Regions from separate parts of the Mus musculus genome. Here region 2 is linked to region 1. A link is a loop called in an ENCODE intact Hi-C map of the cell type or tissue named here. Cell type or tissue: left cerebral cortex. All regions are shown on one strand.

Region 1 (5,000 bases):
GGGGTGTGTAGGATTGGCACAGCACTGGCCAGTTCAGTCAGCCTGTAATGTGAGCCCCTCGCAGGGGTTTGTGAAGTTTCTAAATGCCTTCCCCCCTTTTTCTTGGCGTCCCGGCTGCTCATGTGATGCTTTCTTTTATTAATGTATTTGACATTGTCTGTGATAAAAGCAGACTAGGCAAGAGCCTACCCCAGTGGAGGAAGGGTAGTAGGAGACTCCCCAGAAAGATCTCGGAGGCTCTGTCAGTCCTCAAAGCTTGGCACAGGATGTCTAGCAGGTGCCTAGCCAGCTCTGACAGGGCTGGAGGTGAGCTCTGGAAAAGCAGAGGTGCTGCTTAGTCAGGGGCAGGGGGCAGATGGTTGAGCTGTTCGGTCTGGTGGCAGTAGACATCCATGAGAAAAGGCACTCTGCACCCAGGAATTTAAAAGTTGTTGGTGACAGAGGTGGGGGTAGGGGTGGGGGCGGTTTCCCTCACCTCTTTGTCTCTGCATCAGGAGGAAGATAAGCCAGAGTCTTTGGTCATGTGGCCTGTGGTCATGGTGCCTCCTTGTCAGGGGGACGTGAGTGAAATCTGAAGTGAGCCTGAGGTGGCAGCTGTACCGTGACAGCTGCCGCCCTTCCCTCGGGCTCCGGCCAGCCCCATCCTCCCCCAGGGCCGGGTGAGGAAGCTGGTCTGGCAGCAGCACTCAGCTGTCATAGCACATCAGTGGTTGTAGTTCCCAGCTCAGGGAACCATGCCAAGCGCCAGCAGATGATGTACTTAACGAAGCACTGAGGGAGGGAGGCTTGGCTCTAGACAGCGGGTTTGAGAGGCAATGCCGAGGTGCTCCTTTCTCCTGGGCTCGCTTTGGGGCTGCTTTGGGGCAGAACTGTCAAACTTTTGAACCTGGGGAACCAGATTGTGTCTTCCCAAAACAGAATTGCCTTTTGGGGGGAGGCAGATATGGAATAAAGCGAGTTGTGGGGTTGAAGTTGACTTTATCAAAAAAGCTCTGTCCAATATAAAATAGCATGCATTCTCATGTGGACCAAGCCAAAGGACTGTGTGAGTCATGTGTACCAGCTGTCAGTTAGGAACAAGGCTGTGGGACTCTGCCCGTGTGTGTCCATCCCTCCCTAATGTGGAACATCTGCACGGGGCTTTACGGTTTACAAGCCTCTTTTATATCCTTTGTCTGGTTTTATTTTATAACAGCCCCATGAAGTCGATATTAATTTTCTCCCCACTCCACAACTGAGCCTACAGGACTCCGCTGGGGCAGGCCCCTCGAGTCAGGAGCTGGTAGATTGCAGAGCCAGGGGTTGAATCCAGATCCAGAGCGTACCCACGGATATGTATGCCTCCATAGTCCATCACTGAAAAAACGTAGTTGTTTGATTTGTACTTGAATCTGCTCTGTCATGCAAGGTTGGAGGCTGGGTGAGGTGGAGCAGAGTGCTTGCTTAGCAAACACAGGCCTTCCTTGGGTTAGATCCCCACAGCAGTGCATACCCAATCAGGACGCAGGGGCAGAAGAGACTAATGCCTCCGTGCCTCTTGCACCTTATTTCTTACTCACTGAGGCCTGCTGATGTCATCCACTTGTAAGCTACAGGAAGCCCAGAAAGGTTAGAGGGCTTGCCAAGGTCACCAGCTAGAAGTGAACTGGCCAAGAGGTCACTCCACGTGCCCAGTGTGCCTTCTGCTTGCTTGTGTTGTCGTGTTGCTGCAGTCACATGTAAACACAGACATAAAGAGAACAGTTTATAAGAGGATCATTCAGTGTCCGAGTGAGCCACAAGGCTAGCAGGCCTAAGTTTGGTCACTCTGAAGATAAGGAAGTTGCCAGAGGGGACGGGGCTGTGTGCAGTCTGCTGTAGAGCTGGCCAGGCTCCTGCCCTCCAGCTTCGTCCTTCAGCCCATCCTCCACCCACTAGTTCTCAGCCTCAGACAGGCCTTCATGCTGTGAGGTTCCTGTAAGTTTAGGGGTCTGAACTGAGAGTTGACCCCAGTCCTCTGTCATCAGGAAGCTGAGTACTGTGCTCCCTTTTGCTAGCATGACTTCCACCTCAGGCTCACAGCTCAAATGCCTTGTTTCTCAAAGTTGAGTCCACATCCAGCCACCCAGTTATTTTTAGGTGGGAACTTCCTATTCTGTGTTCTATCCCAATCCGCCCCCTCCTCAAGCTGAGCGTATGTTTTCTGTCTGGCAATGGTGTTGGTGTTGCCTTATTTTTAGCATAGCTTGTTTTTCTTCCTGACTTTCCTTTTCTTTTGATTTAGCGTGCGTGATCACACACACACACATACACACACACTCTCAAATAGGCATCTCTCCCCACCCCACCCTTCTTATTCACTAGGTTACCCGACGGACGAGGCAGTGGCTTCAGAAAATCTTGAGCACTGTGTCGCGCATACTCCTCGGGCTTCTACCTCAGTCCCTTCACCGTCCCTCACCCTGTCTCCGGGGGTGGTCTGTAACACTCACACTGATGTACATACCTGATTAGAAATGCATACAGTGGCTGCTGGAGGGCCTAGAGAGTGTGAGCCTGTGTGTGCATGTGTGCATTGACGAGGCTTCAGGGCCCTAATTCTATCTACGGTTTCCATAACATTTGATTCTGGCATATGCTGTCATCCCTGCACTGGGGATGCTGAGGCATAGAGTGTTGTATAAAGTAAAATACCCTGTGTTGCTGTAATAAAATGCCCTGGTCAAAAAACAACTTTGGGTAGAAAATGTTTATTTTAGCCTAACTTATAGGTTATAGTCAGTCCTGAGCAAACCAGGCAACAGGCACTTAAAACAGCTAATTGTATTATATTTACAATAAAGAACAGAGAAAAGTGAACACATGCGTGCTTGTTGGCTTGCCCTCCTGCATTTGCTCAGTAATTTCTCCACACTCACATTGCAGGAAACCCTGCCTAAGGAATGGTGCCACCAACAGTGGGCTGGGATTTCCCACGTCAATTAACTTACTTAAAACAGTTCCCTATGCACAAACCCAGTGTGGACGATCCCTCACTGAAACTCTCTTTCTTCCAGGCTTTTCTCTGTTATGTCAAGGTGACAGGTAAAGAGAAGCATCATGTCGGCCAGCCTGGACTACAACGTATAGTACAGGGGCAGGGAGATGGCTTGGTCTTTAAAATGCCTACCGCTCATAAGGAGCTGAGTTGCAGTTCCCTACACTCACGTGGTAACCAGATATGGAGGTATTTGTCTAGAACAGTGCTGAAGCGAGGAAGAGGAGATAGATAGGTGGGGTCCTGGAGTGTGTTGGCCAGGCAGCCAGCCCAGATCAGTGAGCTGCAGGTTCAGGCAGAGACTGTCGCCAAAAACACATCAGGGTTAAGAGCGCTTGATGCTCTTCCAGAGGACCCAGGTCTGATTCCCAGCACCCACATAGCAACTCACAACTGCCTGTAGCTCCCGTTGCAGGGGATCTAATGCCATTTTCTGCCATCTGCAGGTACTACACTCACATGGTGCACAGATACACATTTAGGCAGTACATCCATACACATAAAAAAAACTAAAATGTAAGTAAAGACAAAACAGTTTACTTCGGGGTTTGTGTATCAGGCTTTAAATGTGTAGACATATGAAATAGGAACTGCTTAGAAATAATACCAGGACAGAAGCTGTTGGCCAAAGCCTGTCCCAGCAGAACATGGCTGACACCGAGGGATTCCACAGTACTCTGATGAAAGCAGATTTGGGAAGTTCCTGCTCCCACATATAATCCCAGGCATCTTCACTTGTCTTGGCCTCAGTTTCCCCATTTTCCTGGGGCTGAGGTAAAACTAATGGTAGCTGTCTCAGTATAGATAGGAACAGGTGTTTATTCCTGCATCAAGAAGCCGAGGCGGGAATATTGCACATTCTAGGTCAGTTGGACTGCAGAGTGAGACCCAGTCCTTGAGAAGGGTGTGCCAAAGAATGATGTGTGCCTAGTGTAAAAATAAATAAATAAAATCAGTGTTCAAACATATAGTGAAAAATAACAACTGTCTTTTCTGGGACAAGGATAGCTAGTGATCATATGTTCTTTTTGTGCATGGTGTATGCATGCCTTTGAAACAGGAAAAGGGCAGAGGAGGATCCCAGTTATCTTCTACCTTATTTTTTGGAGACAGGGTCTGTCACCGAAGTTCAGTCTGGAGACTGGGAGGGCTGTGAGCAAGCTCGGACCCATCTTCCTCTGCCCCCTCATGGCAGAGTTACAAGCACAGTTTTCACGTGGGTGCTGAGGGCTCTAGCTCAGTCCTTACACTTGCATAGTGAGTGCTCTTTGTCATCGCCCAGTTCAGTGGTCTGTGTCTTCTCCTCTAAAATCTGTTCTTTTTACTTTTAGAGATTATTTATTTGTGTACGTGTGCATGTCTTTGTATGTGAGTGTTTGGTGCATGACTTTGTGTGCATACATGTGTGTATATGGGGTGTGTGTGTGTGTGTGTGTGTGTGTGTGTGAGAGCATGGATGTGCACATTTGCAGGTCAGAGGATGACCCTCAGGAGATTCTCTCCTACTTCCTGGGTCCTGGGATTCAAACCCCGGTTGTCAGTCTTGGAGGCCGTCCTCTTTTGTTGAACCTCACTGGCCCAGTTCACACATTCTTTCGGCGTTTCCTCACTTGCTTATAACAGGCATCTGCACATATTCACGTGTGCAAACACATTCTTTTCTACAGACATGCTGACTGGTCACAGATCTTGTCTGGGGTCATTAGCTCCTGTAGATGACTCTATCAGGTGACTGGAGCGCAGTGCTTTTTGTCATTCTGTTCACAGTGAACATCCAAGTCCATTTATTTCTGCCTATGGGTGTAGGTATTTTTAGAAAGAAACTCCAGGCCATGTGGTGTTGAGTACTTGTTAAATCCACCAAGCTCACCTCTGAAAAAGGCCATCTTTTGTTTATGTTCCCTCCAGCAGTCTGGTAGTCCTATTTCTTTTCTAGACAAGTATCTTAAAAATATCTTTTCTCTGTGCTAAATTCTGAATTTGT
Region 2 (5,000 bases), 230 kb before region 1:
GTCCCATGCCCAAAGGTATTCTACAACTTTCCAAAACAGTGCCTCCATCTGAAGAGCAAATGCTCAAACAGGCGAGCCTAGGGGGACATTTCACATCCGAACCACAGCAAGCAACTGGAGCACAACAGGTGGGAATGACATGGTGGTCATGAACTTGGGCTGGCCTGTGACACTTCAGCTCTTCTGTGAGAAAGGCAATGCATCCAATGAAAGGGGAGGAGAGTCTCTTAAAATCTCTGGAAGGTGCAAATTAAATCCAGAAATAACAAAATCAACTAAACACAGAGTATTAATGCATTTGTGATAAATTTAAAAACAAACCAGATATTTGGTATTCACTGGGTTTGCAGTATAAAGGAGGATTTGACATATCTCGGATTACATTGTAATTGTGTAATTGGGTAATTGATTTGAGACTTGTGATTTTAAATTAAAAGTTGTAAGATAATTTGATTAGTTTTGTAAACAGTTTATTGAAATGTTTACGAGAGTCTGGTATTCACTGCATTCATGACTCTGAGTTATTAAATTTGCGGGGTTAGTTAAGTGCTCGGAAGGGGTTTGCTTGCTAGGTCAGGCACGGGAAGTACTCCAAGCAGACACAGGAAGCATCCACTTGCTGATGCACTTCAAACTGCTTAAAGGAATTTAATAAAATGAGTTGTAATGAGACTGTTTAAGGGAGTTTGGATTTGCAATTAGGGTATTCAAACTTGAAATTAAGCTTAAGGGCTTAGGAGGAAAACAGGGAGTTTTGTTAGTTCTTCTTTTTCTACATCAAAAAATAAGCACCTATGGGGGCTGAAGAGATGGCTCAGTGGTTAAGAACACTGACTACTCTCCCAGAGGTACTGAGTTCAATTGGCAGCAACTACATGGTAGCTCACAACCATCTCTAATGGGGTCTGATGCCCTCTTCTGGTGCCTCTGAAGACAGCTGCAGTGTACACATATAAATAAAATAAATAAATAAATCTTTAAAAAAAATAGTACCTTCAAGTCATCAAGAACTCCCCCAAGCCAGCCCAAGTTCATGACCACAGTGTCATTCCCACCTTGTGCGCTCAAGTTGCTTGCTGTGGTTCGGATGTGAAATGTCCCCCATAGGCTCGCCTGTTGGAGCATTTGGTCCTCTGATGGTGGCACTGTTTTGGAAGATTGTAGGAACCTTGGGACACGGGGCTATGGAGTTGGGGCTTCCAGGTTTAGCCTGAGCTGCCTCTGTTCCTGACCCACTGAGATGTAACAAGCCATCAGGAAACACTCATTCTGTTTGAGAACCTGTCCATCATTGCTCTCTACCCCACACGTCGGTTGCTCAACGTTGAGCAGTGCTACCAGAATGCACCTCTCAGCTCTAACCAGTACCAAGATCGTATGCCTCCTTCCTGTCTTCAGTCCTACCAGTCTGACCTCCCTGCCCCTCACCGATTCCCAGAGTCTGTCTCTAGTCCTCTCTCCTCTTTCTTGCCACTGGGAGAATTGCAGCCATACTGATAAGTGGAGAGTGGAGGTCAGCCTCCTTGGATCCTTTGTGTGCCTGCTGGCCTGAGGCAGCCCAAGAAGTGTGTGGGTGGTTCCTCTAACTCAAAGTTGAAGGTCCTCTTCTAGAAGGGTGGTCAACATGATCTCAATTAGCCCAGCCTGCTCTTATCATCGGTGCCCACTGATGGATCTGGGCATGCGCTATATGAGAGACACCACTGCTCCCCCTGCCTTCCATCTCTCTGCTGCACCTCTGAGATCTGAATGGGGGACAGAGACCATCACTATGGTCAAGTTGGCAGTGCTGTAACCACAGCCCTTTCCACGCTGTAGCGGACCGAATCACCCTGATACAACTCAGTCTCTGCCGTTTCTGGCCATCCACTGGAGACCAAGAAAGCTACGTAAGGCTACGTTTTGTAGCTGAAGCCCAAGAGCAAGCGACCCTAAGTAAACCCTCTCCCTCTCTGAGTCCGGTTCCTCCCGTCCCTTACAAAGCAACTAAGCCACTCCCACACCTTTGTCTGAGAAAGGCACTCTTTTGTGAGCACAAAAGAGCACAAGCAAAGATGGAACCTTGTTATCGATAGTGAGCGATGTCAGCCCAAACATCAATCAGTGGAGGAGTCTTTGAATAAATCTATGTATAAAACACATAGACTGTGTCAGTCCGGGTCCAGCACCAAAAGCAATTAGCACAGTCATTTCCTCAATAACACTGTAACATTTTACTACACAAATTTTCAAACATAAAAGAACATTGAAAAAAATCAAAGTAAACACCCACAGGCTCATGACAACTCACATTTGGCCTATTTTTAGTCCTCATTTAGCCATCCAGCCATCTGTCCATCCACCTGATCTGGTGGGTGTGTTTCCACATAAGGCAAAGACAGCAATATGCTTTACCTAGAAACACTTCAACACGTGGGTCATTACCCAGAGTCCCATATGTGTTTATCTTTTTAAAGTACATTTTTATATAAGTAAATGCACAGGTCTTATGTCTGCTAGTCCAAGGATTTGGGTAAAGCCGCCCACCTGTGTAGATGAAACCTCCCATGAAGACTGAGAGCAGCCACAGCAGAACTTTCCCTGGTGCTCTGTCCAAACTGATCCCCCCCACAGCCCCCAGTGAACATGGCTCTGATTTTTTCAATCTTGGTTTTGTCTCTGCTAGAACATTCTACAATCTGAGTCTCATTTTGAATGGCATGCTTCGGTCAGCCTTCTGTTTTGAAGACTTGCCCGTGATGTTGTGTATAGTGATGGTTTAAGTCTTGGTTTTACCCAGTCAGTGATCCATTGTGGGCCATAGTTGGTCCTCTTGGTGTACATATGGGGTGTCTCTGGTTTAAGAATATCACAAGGAAAGCGCTTTTGCACTAGACGTCTCAAATCCTTCCTGTGCACGCATGTTTTCAGTTGCCTTAGGTAAATCCCTAAGACTGAATTTTCTTGTTTATAGGGAAGATAAAGCTTCACACACACACACACACACACACACACACACACACACACACTGCCCAGTGCAGAGTCTATCTAGCTTCACCCTCCCTTTATAATACATCCTCTTGGGCCCTCTTCCATGTTCTCTATGTTATTGGGCTTTGCCTGGGATTAATCCAGGGCACCTGGCATGCCCAGGGTTTGAATGACTTACAAGGAAGGGCTCATTCTAGACACCCTAACTACCTTGTCAATGCTCCTATTGCTCCCCCAGAAACCATTAGGCTCCCCTACCCCACTGGCAGAGTAGAAACTAGGCAATAGCATTGTCTGTAAGCTGACTGTACCTAAATGCACCATGAGCAGAACTGAGACCCATGCTCTCCAGTCTGAGTTCTCTGAGCCCATTCAGAAGGGCTGGGCAGGGCTATGAGGTGGAAAGATGGCTAGACTCCAGAGGCCATGTCTTAGGCTCAAAGCCAACTGCATGGACCGCCATCTGCAGGGGCCACAGGGCAGGGGGCAGGGGAATCTCAGTGGTTTTACAGCCTTAGTGAGACTCCTCTTCACCCAACAAAACTATGGCACAGAAGCTAAGAACTAACGTGGAACACTGGACACAGATGTTGGGTTCCGGTCCTCAGTGGAGGCTCTACACATGTTTCATAATGCTCCTATTATAAGAAAATTTAAAATATTGTACACTGTAGTGGTAGAAGCTGCCACTGGCTCTGGCTGCCTCTGATCTGCTGGATTTCCTTAGACTGCTTGAGTTTGCTGCCTCAGAACCTCATATGTTCCTGCCTGTACAAAGGCAGAGATTAGGCAGGCTGAGGTGTGGTGGCTGCTGTTCTATGAGCTGGGACAAGCCAGGGGTCGCACCCAGGTAAAGGAAGCCCTGCCCACTGTCTAGGCAGCTCCTCCCCAATTGAATTCCCTCCTACCATCCCTTCATCATCATCATCTCTCTCTCTCTCTCTCTCTCTCTCTCTCTCACACACACACACACACACACACACACACACTCACACACTCACACACACACACACACACACACCCCACAGGCACATCCACAAGTGAATAAATTAAAATGTAATGTCTAGAAACAAACACACACGGACCTGACCTGTCACATCTCCAAGAGGGGAGTGGTTCCTGACTTTACACTAACCCTGCTGCATTTAACACATCTACACAAGCAGGGCACCACCTGTGGAGGGTGGAGCAGAGCCTAACGGGGCCTAAATCAGGAGCCCGATCTCCTGTGTTCCACTTGGAACACAGCCCCTGCGAGCTCAGACTACCTAGCCTCTTTGTGCCTCCATTTTCCCCATAAGATTGGAATGGAAAGGGACTTAAAATGGCACTAGTAGTGGCACTGGAATTGTTGCAATGCCTAGTGAGGATTAAATGAGTATGCATGGGAGGATCCATGGGTGGAATAACATAGACTCCATGTATTGGAGTCCTCAATACAGCACGGTGTTAGAAAGAGGGGCCTGATGGGAGGGAGTTAGGACACATGGCTGGGCTCCACCATCTTCCTCATGATCTCCCCTGCCTGATGAGGACACAGGACTAATCCTGTCCTAAGGATGCAGAATTGAAAATGCTATCTTGGAATCCATCTTTTTCTTGGCCCCCAAGCTTCCAGAAGCGTGAGAGATAAATAACTCTACCTATGAAGTACTTAGATTGGCTGCTTACTAAAGAAGGTACCAGTGCCTTTGGCCCTTGGAGTTTCACCACTGGGGCACAGGACTTACTTGTGAAGAGATGGGTCTGGTGTATCTAGTGTGCCTGTGTCTGACTCCACCTCCAGCCACAGAAATGTTCCCAAACCTCTTCCCATTGCGTTGATCCCGCCTGAGTGGCCACAGCAAGGCCTCGATGACGCTCATCACATTTGGAGCTCACAGGGCCTTCACTTTCCACGGTTGTGGCTTCAAAATCCCTCTGCTTGTTTAAGACTCCATTTCTAAAAGTCAGACCTTTGCGGCCAGCTAATGATGTCCGTGGAGACAGTGGAAGCTGCAGTGTGCAGCCTGGCCCAGGAGATTCCCAGA

What was found. A loop is a pair of places that touch in the nucleus more often than their neighbours do. Peaks named below come from ENCODE experiments on the same cell type or tissue, not always from the same donor. Only the 100,000 strongest peaks of a DNase experiment are listed, where the experiment ranks them.
Region 2: a loop joins it to region 1, with 14 times the contacts of the local background. A loop is called at or near these places in 2 of 42 quality-filtered maps.

What each region holds. Positions count from the first base shown.
Region 1 is chr4:45,468,971-45,473,970 of GRCm38, reverse strand. All of the region lies in intron 2 of Shb (src homology 2 domain-containing transforming protein B), which reads left to right. Among named protein-coding and RNA genes, the nearest start is that of Shb, 59 kb to the left of the region's middle. In left cerebral cortex, no CTCF peak of the experiment used is centred here; DNase peaks (open chromatin) are centred at 729, 1,022 and 2,145; H3K27ac peaks cover 1,163 bases.
Region 2 is chr4:45,697,144-45,702,143 of GRCm38, reverse strand. All of the region lies in intron 1 of Gm829 (predicted gene 829), which reads right to left. Among named protein-coding and RNA genes, the nearest start is that of Gm829, 16 kb to the right of the region's middle. In left cerebral cortex, no CTCF peak of the experiment used is centred here; a DNase peak (open chromatin) is centred at 2,367.